Linked DNA regions of Mus musculus: region 2 is linked to region 1. Evidence: chromatin loops called from intact Hi-C (ENCODE). Cell type or tissue: left cerebral cortex. All regions are shown on one strand.

Evidence for each region. Hi-C counts contacts between places; a loop is a spot of excess contacts. Peaks named below come from ENCODE experiments on the same cell type or tissue, not always from the same donor. Only the 100,000 strongest peaks of a DNase experiment are listed, where the experiment ranks them.
Region 2: a loop joins it to region 1, with 2.6 times the contacts of the local background. A loop is called at or near these places in 2 of 42 quality-filtered maps.

Annotation. Positions count from the first base shown.
Region 1 is chr12:43,638,319-43,646,318 of GRCm38, forward strand. The region is part of intron 1 of Gm33384 (a long non-coding RNA gene); the gene reads right to left. Among named protein-coding and RNA genes, the nearest start is that of Gm26326, 100 kb to the right of the region's middle. In left cerebral cortex, no CTCF peak of the experiment used is centred here; DNase peaks (open chromatin) are centred at 3,238, 3,519 and 3,973; H3K27ac peaks cover 786 bases.
Region 2 is chr12:43,567,644-43,575,643 of GRCm38, forward strand. No RefSeq gene overlaps it. Among named protein-coding and RNA genes, the nearest start is that of Gm26326, 170 kb to the right of the region's middle. In left cerebral cortex, no CTCF peak of the experiment used is centred here; DNase peaks (open chromatin) are centred at 4,755 and 5,733; H3K27ac peaks cover 862 bases.

The DNA.
Region 1 (8,000 bases):
ATACTTTGAAGTGCAAATTGGATCTTAACTTTCAATATGGAGCCTGTCACTCAAGACACTGTTGGTAGCCTTTAGGTGACTGAACTAATCTCATGCCAAGATAGAAGAATAAATTTCAAAGTAATTTGTAGAGTAAAATGTGAAGTATAACTTTCAGGGAATCAGAATGATGTCCTTTATTAATTTGCCACATGGGCTCAGAATATGTAGTAAAATTCCTCAATATATTCCTTGAGCTCTGCCTTTGCAAGACCCAGAATAATTTCCAGTGCGAAGTCAGTGATAAAGCTAATATACATATATTTTGCAGTTTGGAGCATCATAGATAGGCTTTCCAATTATTTTTTAGTTTCAATTAGATTGGTAAATTTCCCTGTAGCTCATCTCAGTCTAATCATATAATTACATTCCATTTAAGTGAAAATGACTAGCTAAAAATATTTGCATGGGAAAAAAATATGCTTCAGATGATGAAAGTTTTCTCCAACCCTCTTTCTTAATATTCCAAACAAGATTTCCAGTGTTATTATTCTCTGGATCACAGATCATGAACCAAACATTATGCCAGAATATTGAGCTGGAGTAATCAAAATGCAAGTAAAAATAGACTGTAACTTTCAGAGTTGTGCTTAGTGCTTAGAAAGCTAAACATTACACTCAGTTGCCTGCCTTAAGCATTACTGGTCTCAGTGCCTGTGAAAAGTAAGGATGTCTGCACCTCTGTTAAAGATGGCTGACAAACGCTTGGTTTCCATCGTGTCATTGTTAGTGTGGACTTTCCTTCTCCGGAGCCACTGGCATATAAAAGTAATAGCCCCCATGTCCTCTTATGGTTACAGTGCTACATATAAGACATGTTGCACCATGTTGAAAATAGGAAAAGAACAAGGACAACAGCATTGATTCCTTTGGCAAGGCACATGCAGAGAAAGTGGTTTTATTTTTCTCTGCAGTCAAACTCCAGTATTTAGCCGCAGTTAATGAGGTCAAGTAGTCACTGTGGGAGGACTGACAAGACAATGCTTGCAAAATCAATCACTAACCTTATTCCGGTCATGACAGACTTGCTTTACTGGTAGTTGATGATATTACTGTCCCAGCTAATGAAGACGATCTATGGCTTTAACACATCATTTTTCTATAAAGCTATCCTAACAGGACAGTTAAGTCATATTTGTGGCACCAATCCTCTAAGCCTACCCTAGAAAGTGGTTCTAAAATCTACCTAAGAGTTCTGTGGGATTTTTTTTTTTGCCTCATCCATGTGTCAAATTTCTGACTTTTTTATTATTCAAATAAAATTTGCAAAGAGTAAAAAAATATAAAATTTCATGAGTTTTACCTTTTTATCAACTTAGTCATCATAAGAACAAAAAATTTAAGGCCATTCTTATGAGTCATTTTGAATGTTGCTTCTCTGACTGATGTATTTACTTTAATTTTAATTTTAACGTACTGGTGATGCATGGTACTGTACATCTTTCATGTATCTTTTCTCCATTGTTGTCTCTTCTTTTGATAACTGCCAACCCTTCAGCTGTCTTGTTTTTATTGGCTTATTTGTCTTTGTCTGTTTTATGATGAGGAATGACTAACATTTGAAAATGTATCAATTTTAAATGTCCACTCTGCTACATCTTCCCAAGTATCTGCTCTGGCGCCACCACTTGACTGAAGATTTAGACATTCTCATCTTCACCGAAGCTTTTCATCTCCCACCAAATCTATACTCAACACAAAACAACTGCATTTCTATATCTAAGTAACCGATTCTTTGGGTTACATAAACATGGAATTTAAAAGAGCACAGCATTTTCTGTGCCTGGGTTCTCTCACAGGATGAATCAGTGATGACGTTTATTTATACTATTGTCTGCATCACTACGACTTTAAATCTTACTCCTTTGCTTAGACTTTACTAAGTCTTACTCCTTTGCCTAATCACTGTAAATAGCATTGCCTTGTTTCAAGTCACAAGGTATTATAAGCAAAGCTGCTATAAGGGTCCTTATAAAAATCTTGGTAGACATGCTTAGATTTTTCTTGAGTCAAGACCTAGGAAGATAAAGGAACGCACATTGTATGGATCCATTTCCATAAATAATTACATGTATTTTATTTTTATATTCAGATTATATTATAATAAATGACTATATGATTATCTGAAGCATATGAAGTGTTCTTCTCTTTTGTCATGTATGGTGAAAGGAAACATTTCTCTCAGTGGGCAGAGCACTTACTGTTGTCATCCCACTTCTTCCTTATATGGTAAACTAATTGTCCCTATAGGTTCAGCAGAGATTTATTTGCCTCTACTTTTTAGCATCCCACATTTGGTTTGTAGAAATAGCTGTTTTGCCTGACAATTTTGTTGTTTCTGGTTTTGATTGGCTGATTAGCTTTTGGTTGTTTTATTCTGTTTTGGTTGGTTTGTTGGTTGCTTGCTTGGTTGGTTAGTTTGGTGTGATGTGGTGTGGTGTGGTGTGGTATGGTGTGGTGTGGTGTGGTGTGGTGTGGTGTGGTGTGGTGTGGTGTGGTGTGGTGTGGTGTGGTTTGGATTGGTTAGGAGCTTTATAACAAGGTCTTTATAACACACCCTAACCTAGTGTGAAATCCACTGGATAGCGATGGGTGGATAGACCAACCTCAAGACCTCAGCTTCCCAAGATTTGAGACTACAGGCATATAGCCCCATTTCAGGCAAGTTTATCCATTTTTAAATTGAATCTTAAGATTTTTGCTTATTGACTTAGTCATTCTTATATTTATTTTCAGATCTACATGCTGAAGACTCATTTTCCTTTCATTTTCTGCTGATCTTACAGTGTTGATTCTAGCAGGAACTGTTTATCAAAGTATAATTTTATTTGTTACTCTCTAAGTTGTGTCTGTGTTCTGACCCAGAAGTTATTGGAGGCATTCTTTGTATAGTTTTGAAATACTTTGTTGTTTGAGGCTTCAATTGATATCCATGATAAATCTCAAATTGCTTTTTACAGACAGAATCAGATTGATATCAAAGCCAACTCTTTCACACATTCATCTAGTTGCTTCAACACCATGTACAATTTTTAAAATCACTTGCCAAGAATTCAGTTGCTCTTTTGTGAGAGAGTCAACTTCTGGACCATCCCTTTTGTTTGTCACTTGCATTTATCTTTCCACTATGCCAACAGCACACTATTTTGACACCTATAGTGTTGAAAGAAATGATGGGATAAGGTGGTGAATGTCCTCTAACATTGTTCTTTCTTAAGAAAACAGGCTATTCAGCATTGCTTTTTTTGTTTTGTTTTTTTCATGTATGTTTTTAAAGTGGGATCTATTCAAGGAGCTCATTTGAATGTGGTGAATTACACTGAATTTTGAGATGGATTTTCATCTCTTCTTTAAATGCATCCTACATATCCATCTGGCACTATTTCCCTTTATTCTAGATAGCTTTACTTTTAGTTTTCCTTGTAATGTATGTCTGAGCCAAATTTTCTCAAAGTGTTACATTTTAAATATCTTCATTCACTTTCTTGTGGAGTGTTCTTCCTCTGGGAAGACAAAATTCTGTGATGGCAGCCTATTATTTTCTCTCAGTAAACGTGATCTCAATAAACTTCTTTCAGTAAACAAGATCAAAAAAGATATTGTTCCAAGATTATTTCAGCTGAGTCATCAGTACTTAGCTTGCTGTTCTCATTTGTACCACATGAATTTGTTTGCTTGTATAATATTTATCTTATGACACATCATTATGTAAAGTCTTTCTAATTACTCTACCATATTTCACACAACATTTTGGAAATATAAGTTGAGATTTCTACTGCTTCAAGAAGCTTAGGAATATTATAATTTAAAAGCTTTTCAAATATTTCCTTTGCTCCATCAATTCTCTCCCATCTATTGCTGGAAATATATTCTAGGCTAGTGGTTGTCAATTGTGGATAGTTTTATCCTCCAGCCACCATCCAACCATGTCTAGACACATTGTCAGTTGTCAAAATCAGAAGTTGTGCCTGACATCTGGAGTGTAGAGACCAGGGGTCCATCTATATCTAGCAGTACATGGACTGCTTACTTAAGCAAGTCACCATTGAGGTCAACATGTCTACTCTATCAAAGCTTAGATGCCAGGTATCTTCCCACAGTTCCCATCAGCTCTTTATTTCACTTATTTGCCTTTGTTCTGATATTTTCTATATTCATCCCCAATTGTATTAATCCTTTCATGTGCTATATTGAGCTATTATAAAAAAATTGATATTTTTATATCTATTATTTCTATATCCTTACTGATGTGTGATATTTTACCATGTCTTTTCATGTCATCTTTCTGTATTTCTCCATTAGAAAATGTAGTAATGTTACTATATTTACATTAACGTGTCTTCTTGATAATTCCAATATGTAAGCCACCTCTACACCAAGTCCATTGACTTTGACTAGAGAGTACATCTTTTTCTACGATTATACAATAAGAAATGTTATGTAACAAAGCAATAGAGTGAAGCAATTAATATCAGCCCATCACCAAATAAAATAAAATAAAATAAAATAGAAAAGTAATCTTAGGCTGCCAGCCTAGGTCTGAGTGAACTTAGTCAAGTTTGGCCTGTGAAAATTGTTTTCTTGAGTTACTACTGTTTTAAATAATGTAAAATAAGCCAATTCCTTATATTAAGGCAGATTAAATATGGTCTATTGGAATTTTTGATTTACCAATTAAGACTTTCAAATAAGTTGCTAGCTTTCTGAACAAACTTACACGTCTCTTACTGGTTTACAGTGTGGCAAATAATAGTTTTTATATTGGTGACAAAGTGTTTTGCTTTCTCCCCACTGCTCTCTGGAACTGGGCGTCTTTTCTCAGCCTAGCTGCTCAGGATAATACTGAACAGTGAAATAAGACAGAACATGCTAGATAAATAGTGGGAAGAAAGCTCTCTCTTTTTTCCCATTGGAAAATATGGCATCAACTGTGAGGTTTTTTGGTACTACCACTTATTAGACTGAGGACATTTACCTCTGCCTTCAGTTGGCTGAGGTAAACACTTTGGTAAAATATATTACATAAAAATTTAAATTTGATTACTCATTTGCTTTATTCTATTAATAGACAATTTCAAGTTGATTTTCTGAATTTTTTATTTTAGACCTACTTAGTGAAAATGTCTCACATTTTTTTGGTCTGAAGCTCTGTTAGATTTTATACACATGTTTTTGTTTTTATAATCACAGAGAAAAGAGGCAAAAAAAATCCCTACACTTAAAAAAGTTATTATGTTTGCTCTAGCAACCCACTATTTCTGTTTTCTTTTATTATTACCTTTTCAGAAAATATGAAATAGTGCCATTTATAATATTTTAATATCATGATCTTTCCTTAATCCAGGTACATTTATGGTTTGTCTTTGTTGTTGTACAGATCACTTGTTCATTTTATTATTTAGTATTCCATTAGACTGATTTATCAAGGAAAAATTAATCTTGTATTTGGTAATGATTTGGTATAATTTTGCTGCATCTTAGGCAAATTGCTAGGTATGTTTGCTACATTTTTTGTTAACCAATATCATAATTCTATTTATGAGGGATATTTTGATAGACATTACTTTTCTTACAACAGCAATATCAATTTTGTATATTGTCTTAGCCACAGTTCTATTGCTGTGAAGAGACACCATGACCAAGGTAACTATTATAAAAGAAAGTGTTTAATTGGATGCTGGGTTACAAGTTTCATATGTAAAATCAATTATCATCATAACAGGGTGGCAGGCATTGAAGCACAACCTGAGAACTACATCCTGATCCATTAGTAGAGACAGAGAGACTCTGGGTTTGGCATGGTCTTTTAAAACCTTAAAGCCTACTCCCCAGTAGCACACTTACTCCAGCAAGGCCATATCTCCTTTAAAATAAAAAGTTTACTTATTTATTTATTTATTTATTTATTTACAACTCAAAGACTGCTCCCTCCAGCCCCACTTCACTGATACTCTCCCTCTTTCTCCTCTGAGAAGATGGAGCCTCCTACATATCCTTTGACCCTGGGGGATCAAGTCTCTGCCAGAGTAGGCACATCCTCTCACACGAGGCCAGACAAGGCAGTCCTGATGGACGAAGGGATATCACAGTCAGGCTACAGCTTTAGGAAGAACCTCCATACTTCACGGACATGAAGGAGTTAAACAAGAAGTAAGGCCCAAGCAAGAATGCCTAAATCATACCTAAAAGGAGAAAAAAAAATAGTCCTCAGAGATAGAGGGAAGGAAGTGTGTGGGAGAGGGAGGGGGATGAGGGGAAGGATCAGGTGACAGGAGAGAAATCCTGAGGGCCAGAAATATGAATGGAAATCTCCATGTGCCCATGGGGTGAGAGTGGAGGGATCTTTAGGAATACACAGAGACCTGAGATGGAGAAGGCTCCCAGGAGTCAATGCCAGTGACCTTAGTAGAGATGCATAACAGTAGGAACATGGAACCTGAACAGGTCATCTTCTATAGCAAGGCCATACCTCCAAATCCTTATAATCCTTCCAAATAATATTCTCTGGTGACTAAGCATTCAACTAAGTGAGGCCATTCTTATTCAAAGTACCACATACTGTTCACACAACAATTAGAGAGGTTGCTTACATTCTAATTCCTGAAATATTTATATAGTATAATCAGGGTTTCTTCAAGAGTAATCATTAAATATTGGAATATTTATATTGTGTTTATTAAATATTTGTTGATATACTACTGAAGCCAGAATTACTTGCAAGAAAAGTTTAAGTAACAAAATTATGGTTATTAACAAATTGAGTGTTTAGACTTTCTTCTAGAGTTTTAGAATATGATTTTCAGTGACTTCTTCAATTTTATAAAGGTTTTAAATTTATAATTATTTATAATTATATATCTAATAATGGCAATGTGTTTTTCTTTATTATTGTTCAGACTTACAAAGAAATTCAAATTATGTAATTATTTTCAAAGAACTAATTTATCTTGACTCAAAGTTTTTCTTTTCTTCATTTCTTATTATATATTAAATTTTACTTTTATTATTTTTCCTCCTCTCTTTTCCTTGTATGTGTTTTTTTTTAAATGTTGGAACTTGCTTATGTTGTTTGGTTCAATTTTAATCTTCCATAATTTATATATTTGAACTACTTATAAAGTGTTCTGCAGCATATAAATGTTATCATTCACTTCTCAATTTTTTCTTTTCTTTTTGACATTGATATTGGGCCCATGGGTTTTATCCTTTTCCTCAAAATATTAGCTATATTTTTATTTACAACCCCAGATTTTATATATATATATATATATATATATATATGCCTACATACCAATAATTTTAATCATTTATAATCTAGTGAGACCTATTCAATAGTCAGAGAAATGGTCTGTAAAATGTCATTGGCCTGTTTGATAAACATTTATTATTCTGATATTAAATATAAATTTAAGTACTAGCTAAGTCATGTTGCATGGTTATTTTTTCTTGTATTTTGAATATTCACTAATTTTTTGTTTGTCTGCTTTCTTAACTACTTAAAGATAGATAATAAAATCTCTAGATATGATCTGCATTTTCCCTTTAGTTCTAGTTTTCTGCTTCATGACTTTGCAGCCCCATGACTGAAAACATTTGCATTCTCTCTTCCTGATGAAATATTTTTACTACTTTGAAAGGTAAGTTTGTCCACTTGAGTACTTTGTGTTGTAATATTTCCTGTTATGAGTAAAGACATCTCAGATTTATTATGTTTGCTCAAACTCAGTGTATAATTTGTCTTTCTTTCACCATCAACCTGTCTTGTATACACTTGATGTACATTTAGCTTAGACAGCAAATAACTTGACCATACTTTCATTATCTACACTGACAGTCTCCATTTTCTATATTCAGTGTCTTCTCATTTACATTAGATGAGTACCTGTAAGTTAGACTTATGTCTAACATTTTGTTATTTGTTTTCTATTTATGACATACTATTAGATTTCTTTTCAACTTTC
Region 2 (8,000 bases), 71 kb before region 1:
ACTGTTGCGCGCACTCAACTGGCCAGGAAGAACGATGCTGCTACAGGATCCTTCTGCACACGTTTATTCAGTCCTGTTTCTTCTTTTGACATAGTCTCTTGTTTATATCTCCCCTGTTTTTATATCTCCCTTGTTTATATCTCCCTTGTTTTTATATCTCCCCTGTTTATATCTCCCCTGTTTATATCTCCCCCGAACCCTGGGCCTCTCACTCCTTTTATACTCTCTCATCCACGCACCGCAGGCCACGCCCCCTCGCCAGTCACGAGGCTTCAGCTAATCAGGGCAGCAGGGGCAAATCTCCACCAAATTGGATTCACCTGTATCCTGGTACACCTGCGCAGCACTCAAGATGTTTGTGTCTTATATGAGGAAGTCAGGTGCAAGTCATATGACTTAGCTGCAGTCTCTGGCGCCTTTGGGACTGCCGCCACACCCGCTCCCCACAATTCCCCCTTTTTTCTTTTTTGGCAGAGAGAATGTCTGTAGATAGCCCCCAGCAGCCATGCCCCTTACCCGTCCTTGGGTGACAAACAGCATTGGTTTGATCCCTGTCTTAGGTTGGTGACATGCCCAGGGAGTCTTATCACTAACTACCTCTCTATTATGCCAAGCCACACCTGGGGAGATTGTGTTTTGCTTGCGGCAGGTGCATCAAAAGGCCAGGATGTTACTTAATCTATGGCCAGATCTTAATTGCTGCAAGCAAGCCTCATGGGTGAAGGTAGAGGTCTGATCCCCAGTGTGCAAGCATAGGGGCCCTACACAAAACCATCCCTTAGGCTCATCACCCAGAGAGGTCTTGGCCAGCTCCCGTGTCGTTTTTCCTGGGGGAAGGGAACTAGGACACTGAACCTTCATGCAATCAGACATGCCTTCCACAGGATGCCAACAGCAAGCTATCCTCTGTGCAGTGCTTAGCCTCGCACCCCACGGCATAACGCAGCATAATTTCTTTTAGAGCGGCAAACCGAATCTGAGGAGATTGTCCCGCCTCCACTGCAGCAAAAGCCTATGCTACCATGGCGAAAGTGCGGGCCTGCACACTCTGCACCTAACACATGTGCCCAACACAAAACACACACACACACTATAACAAGCATACATCCCAGGGCTCTCATCCCCGCTCATCTTCCCTGAAGCAAGGGATAGATGGCCAGCGGGGCTATCTCTTTAAGGGGAATTCAGGGATCAAAAAGCGTGGAAAAATGTGAACGTCATGTCGAGCTGGTATCGGCTTCTGGAACACTGAAAGGATCTCCCATCTCGGCTCCATCGTTTGTGCTTGTGGGATCATCCACCACATCCACAGGGGCAACTGGATCAGGAGCCTCATTCTTGCAGCGTCTCACCAACCTCTCCGGCACCCAAAGAGGTTCCGTCTGGTCCTGTGGAAACACACAAACAGACCCTCTCGCCCATGTCAACACCTGATCTGGTCGATCCCAGGGGGGATGGACACAATACCTCGTGGTGATGAGACCATAACCTCAATCACCTGTGTGTCCATCTGGGGAGTCAATATGAGAGTCAAGTTTTCACTAGCTTCCCCTCTGTTGGGCAATGATTTCTGTGCCCTTATGGCAATCTGATTCACCTGCTTAAACACCTGTACTGGATATCCTGACTATTGTTGTGCAAATCGACCTTGATCAAGCAGCATATCTCTATCCCATGCAAATTTAGCTTGATCAGTGAAAATAGGACATCCCAGCAAGGAGAATCTATCCTCTTTCCAGACCTCCGGACAGAAGGTCTGCCTACAGGTGGCTGCTGAGGAGGCATAGGGAGGCGGCAAAAAAGCTAATTCGCCTTCCTCCTCTGCCTCAACTCTTTTATTTTGTCCTTTCTGTTCACCTGATAACACTGTGTCTCCTTTCTTTTTCCTTTTTCTTTTTAAGCCCTTCTCTTCCTCCGACATACTTTCTTGTTGCTCTATAAGGATTTTCTGACCTGTCTTGACTGCCTCTACACACAGTTTCAAACAGTAACAGAGTCCATATATCAGAACAAACAAGACCAAAACTATCAGACCTACCCACAAAGGGTCAATGGGAGAAAAAAGCATAACTACACAGCGAGGATCTATTGATCACTACACTGAGGTTATCATAGTTCCTTAACTTGTCCCCAAACCGGGAACCTTAACTTATCCCAAAACCGGGAACCTATCGTTACTTTGTGCCTGCTTCCTGGCAACTTTATATTCCCCTCTATTTTATCCGAGGTCCTTCCCAAACTCCTGGGTTACTTTGTGCCTACTTCCTGGCAACTTTATGCTCACCTCTATTTTATCCGAGGTCCTTCCCAAACTCCTGGGGTCGCAAGTTTCACTCACCGTGAACTTACCCTGCTGGCAACCACTGACTGCTGAAAGTTCTGAACTCGGTGGGGGAGTCAGTTCCCCGTACGGGCCACCAATTGTCGCGCCCGCTCTCGACCAGCAAGAACGATGCGACCACCAGTCCTTCTAACAGCAGTTTACTCAGTCTTCATCTTTCTTCTTTCTCTTCATCAGTACCGTTCCCCAGCTGAAGAGTTCTGAATCCACGCCGGATCCTTCTCAACAGTCTGTTTTACGGGAACTTTTATTAACCACTCCTTCCCCGTGATGCAGTTCTGAATCCTCCCTGTAGCAGGGGGTCTTCGCTCATGCCTGAAGATGTTTCTTTTCCCGGGTTTTCTCGTCCCAGGTCTTCTCGTCCTAGGTCTTCTCGTCCCGTCCCGAGTTTTTCTTCCCGGGTTTCCGGCACCAACTCTTACGCGCGCTCAACTGGCCAGGAAGAACGATGCTGCTACAGGATCCTTCTGCACACGTTTATTCAGTCCTGTTTCTTCTTTTGACATAGTCTCTTGTTTATATCTCCCCTGTTTTTATATCTCCCTTGTTTATATCTCCCTTGTTTTTATATCTCCCCTGTTTATATCTCCCCTGTTTATATCTCCCCCGAACCCTGGGCCTCTCACTCCTTTTATACTCTCTCATCCACGCACCGCAGGCCACGCCCCCTCGCCAGTCACGAGGCTTCAGCTAATCAGGGCAGCAGGGGCAAATCTCCACCAAATTGGATTCACCTGTATCCTGGTACACCTGCGCAGCACTCAAGATGTTTGTGTCTTATATGAGGAAGTCAGGTGCAAGTCATATGACTTAGCTGCAGTCTCTGGCGCCTTTGGGACTGCCGCCACACCCGCTCCCCACATTTCACTATTATTCCCATCTACAAAATTTAATAATGTGTGGTTCAAAAGTGCTATTTTATCCTTTACTACTCATTAAATGCTCCTATTTATGTAGTTTCAAATCTTGGTATAATGTTTATATAACCTCTTTATTACTGCTAGGCATTCATATAGTCTCCAGTTTATAAACCTTGGATTTTGAACCTTAAACTTTTCAGTTTACTTATTTTTTAATGTTGTCCATTTGGAAACATGTTGCTTGCTCCTATCAGATTTTCTTTTGTGTATGTTTATTTTCTTAGAGAAAGATTATCTCTACAGATACCCTTTTCAACAGGCAATCTTATAATGTTGTGAAGCAGGTATACAGTGTACTTAATTAGATTTTCAGTCTTTCTGGAATTGATTTATCAGTGCATGAAGCAGATACTTTTTTTTTTCAAAATTGTTTCTTATCTGAGTAACTACAACATCACTTTCTAGAGATTTATTGTTATATGCATGCATGTGTGTCTATGTGGGTATAGGTACGTATATGAAGAGTTGTTCAGAGACCAGAAGAGAAAGTCAAAATCCACAGGAACTGGAGTTACAAGCAGTTGATTTTTAATATAAACTTTATTGTGCATGTGATTGGCTGTACTTTCTTTTCAGCATATGTTTAGGAATGGAATCCCTAGTTATAATGGTTCCATATATTCTGCTATAGTACTTACCATTAAGGAGTTTTCAAAAGAGATAATACAATTCAAGTTTCACTGGTGATTTATGAGGACATCAATTTTCCCTATTCTCACCAATAACTCACTCCATTCTAGCCACTGAGGTTCTGAATAGCCATATTTATATGAGAATTTAACGAATTATTTAAAAAGAGAATTAATGTTATCAGATAATTTGTAGTGTTTAGTGTTTGTTACACAGTTTTGTGAAAACAACTATCTTTTGTCTAATTTTTTTTTGTGTTTGTGGTCTCTTTTTTATGAGTAGGTAAAAATTATATATTCTAGGTGTATAGATAATTTGAGTCTTTTGTGTTCTATGCTATTATGTATCTGTATCCATTTATGTTCTCACTTCACTGAGCATAACATGTTAAAATAGCATCTGCTGGTCCCATCTGCCCAGGAGACAAGGTTGCACCTGTCTACTGCCCAGCTAGTTGACTTTGCGGATGACATCTTTCTTTATTTCTCTTCTGAACAACAGGTGTGCTTATTTGTCTTCCTTGGGGGAAAAAGGCCAGTAAAGAAAATGACTTGCTGGCAGAATGCTATAAAAGTTTCCATTTTTCTGAATATGAGGAACCCTGTATGCTGCCAACGATGTCTGCTCCAACTACAGGGAAAGTCAAGGGAATGACCTCACTGGAGTGTACTGAATCCCGTACAGAAACTTCCTTTCTGTGTTTATATTTTCACCTGTGTCTGGGTTATACATTGTCAAACAGTCTCCAAAGCTAAAATGAGTCACGTCTAAATCCTACTACAGACAAGGAAAATCCATTCCTGCATGTCTTCAGATACTAATTATGGCATTTGTTTGATTTCTAAACTGGCAAAACATGACATTTTCCTCGCCAGTAACTCCTTCAGCCACTTGGAATTTGTACAGTATCATTCTTGTTTCTAAAGATGGGAAAAATGATTTTACTTGCATTGCTGAAAATAAGGCCAAAGAGCAAGTACCCTTAGGTTCTCCTCATCATATTGCAGCTGTCTAGGGTAGGAAAAGTCCCAGTGAAATATTTAGAATCAGATGGACTTCCACATGGGAACCATCCTTTGCATCACTTTCAATGTAACTAAAATTCGTCTTTTTGAAAGCAAAGCAGATTCTAAGAGTGTTCATCCATACTCTGTTACAATACTCTCATAGGTTGTTTTAAATTTTAAGTCTCTGAATTTTTCATATCATTTTGTTCTTATGTCATAAATTCTCTCTTTTTCTCTCTGCATGTATTTATTTGTATTGTCTCTTGAGCTTATTCATTTCTTACTGTTCTATTAGGGATAATCTTTCTGCAGAGCCGAAACTGACCTTGGATTGCTGAATTTCCTTGTCTCCTGATGATAAGTATGTGTTACCATGCTCTGAAGCTCACTTGAGTGAGATTCATCCAAGTATAAGAAAAAAACAGAGCACAGTATTGTTTCTTCCTTCTCCTATGAAGAAGGCAAATGCCCCAGAGATGCCTCTAGTCGCTTGCCAAGGGATAAAAGTCTGGTTATCCATGTATTAGAAGCTAAATGGAGTAAAGGAAAAAAATCCACCAACATTTGCATATAAATTATTTCTGCTTCTCCATATAACAATATGCATTAGCTCACAAGAGGAAAGTGTATGTGTATACAGCCTATCCACCCCCTACACCAATGTCTCCAGTGCCCAAATGCTTACCTGAGATATACTTTTAAATATCATCAGATCTTCTTTAATGACAAATTGCTTCACTCTTATTTCCATATGCACTACTAGTTTCTATTTTTTTTTAAATATGAGTTTAATTTTGATTCTTTCACAGTGTTTTCTATTTCAAGGTTAGTGCTGGCTAAGTGGGCAGCCCATGGCCATCTGCTTTCTAGCTTCCAAAATGCCACCATAATTGGCTGCTCTGTCATTATGAATCTAGGTCCTAAAAAACTTACTTATGATCATAGCAATGTTTGAAAGAGTAAATTGTAGCTATATATTCATTAAATACAAATAATAAAATCTATCCCCTTATTGAATTCTACATGGAAAAATGTAGTTTATTATACAAAGTAATAAAAAAAGTAATTCTCACCAGAAAGGTAAGATCCTATTGTCTCCAATGCTATAATATAAAATGTGAGCTAAGATGTATAGCAAAAGTAATTATTGGATGATTTTCTTTTACTCACCCCAAGTACCAGGGACTGTAATTAAAGTCTAAAGATTACCCGTTATATTTCCTATGCATCTACTGTGATTCTGCAGGTAAGAGTAACATCAAAATAAGAAGAAATTGAAGAAGTTATGGAACAACAAAAATGTACTATCCTACTAAAAATAAAAGTCAGAGACTACAACTGTCATAAAGAAGAGACAACAAGGAAGATAGCATGTGTCACCTGATGTAGGTATAAGTATAGAGTAAACATAGCAAAGTATTGAACAAAAAATATAGTCAATACTTGAATATAACAGGAGGTGTAGAGGAGGATATATATCATATTAAATGACATATGATCGGGAAAATAGTAGATGAGGGAAACAATATCACTGTCCTCCATGACCATTTCAGCACAGGTACATTGTACAGTACAATGGTCACATGGGGATAATCCATGCCTGAAGTATACCTTCTGCAGTATTTTAAACTTTGGCTTCATATTATTCTAGATTTCTTTACATTTTAAATAATCAAAATATAAATACCAGCATGAGGTAAAGGACAAATATTTTGGACAAGAGTGCTCTTTCACCTATTTCTTCAACAAATAGATAGCAGATAAATAAAGAGAAGAAAGGAGACCAAATAAAAAATTTTTCAACTGCAAAATTTGCATATCAAGACGGCAAAAATGTAAAAAATGTAAGACATTGTTTGGCAGAATATTTGGGGAAAAGTGATTATTAATGTGTAATTAATGATGTTAAAATAATTGTTATTTTGCACATGATCTGCTGTGTGGTTACATTTAAGATTATTTTACATGAAACATTTATATAAAATATCCATAAAATAAATTATAAGGTTATTTAAATTGGTTTCAACACAGGCCAAAATGAAATAAATGTCCAGACAAACCAGGAGCAGATGAAATGAAATTGTGATTTGCTCATTGTTGAAACTGGCGGCACATAGGTATTACTCTCAAATATGCTTGAAAGCCAGCACTCACATTATTGCTTTAGTGTCCTATCCAAGTTCCAACTATTCAGACTGTATCATATAACTAGGGCTAAGATGCCACAAGGAAAAGAAAGACCATAGTCAATGTTTTTGAAAAAAGTTGTGTGTAGACAGTAAAGTGAAAGAAGACTCCCTTTTATTATTTGGAAGAATTTACAAAATAATTATTTCAGATTTTATGAAAGCATTGATTGATCAATTAAAAGGCTCAGAAATTTGGAACTTGTACATGAGCAGACACTGAAGCTGCAGATGCAATTGGTACAAAAATACACATCCAGTCATGGACCTCTTCCCATGTCGCATTTAAAGTTCAGTACAGCCTAGTTTGTCTACTGTGTGATCAAAATGGAGCTTTCTCTTGAGCAGACATTCACTCATCATAAAGATCGTTTGGAGAGGCCTTAAAGGGTGTCATTAGATCTCAATAATTGTGATCAAATAGAACAGCTTGAGATTCATAAGACAACAGAAAGCACAAAGACTGTGGCAGATAATATATTTCTGACCAGTATCTGAAAACTGCCACATGAACTTTAACAAGTTTAAATGATTAAATATCTTAGTTTAATCACTAACCTCAGGATTATACCTTTACCTTTCTTTTACTTCTTTATGATATTTGTCCTGCGATAAAGAGCAGAGTACAAATTACTAAAGACTATGTTTAACACATTAAAATACTTTACAACTCTGGCGCACGCCTTTAAACCCAGTACTCGGGAGGCAGAAGCAAGTGGATTTCAAAGTTCAAGGACAGCCTGGACTACATAGTGAGTTCCAGGACAGCCAGGGCTATACAGAGAAACCCTGTCTCAAAAAAAAAATACTTTACAACTCAAAATTTGTACTAAATATATTATTATCTTTAGCTCACATTTTAAAAATTGTGTGTGTGTGTGGGGGGGTCTACTCATGTGCTTATCTTTGCACACAT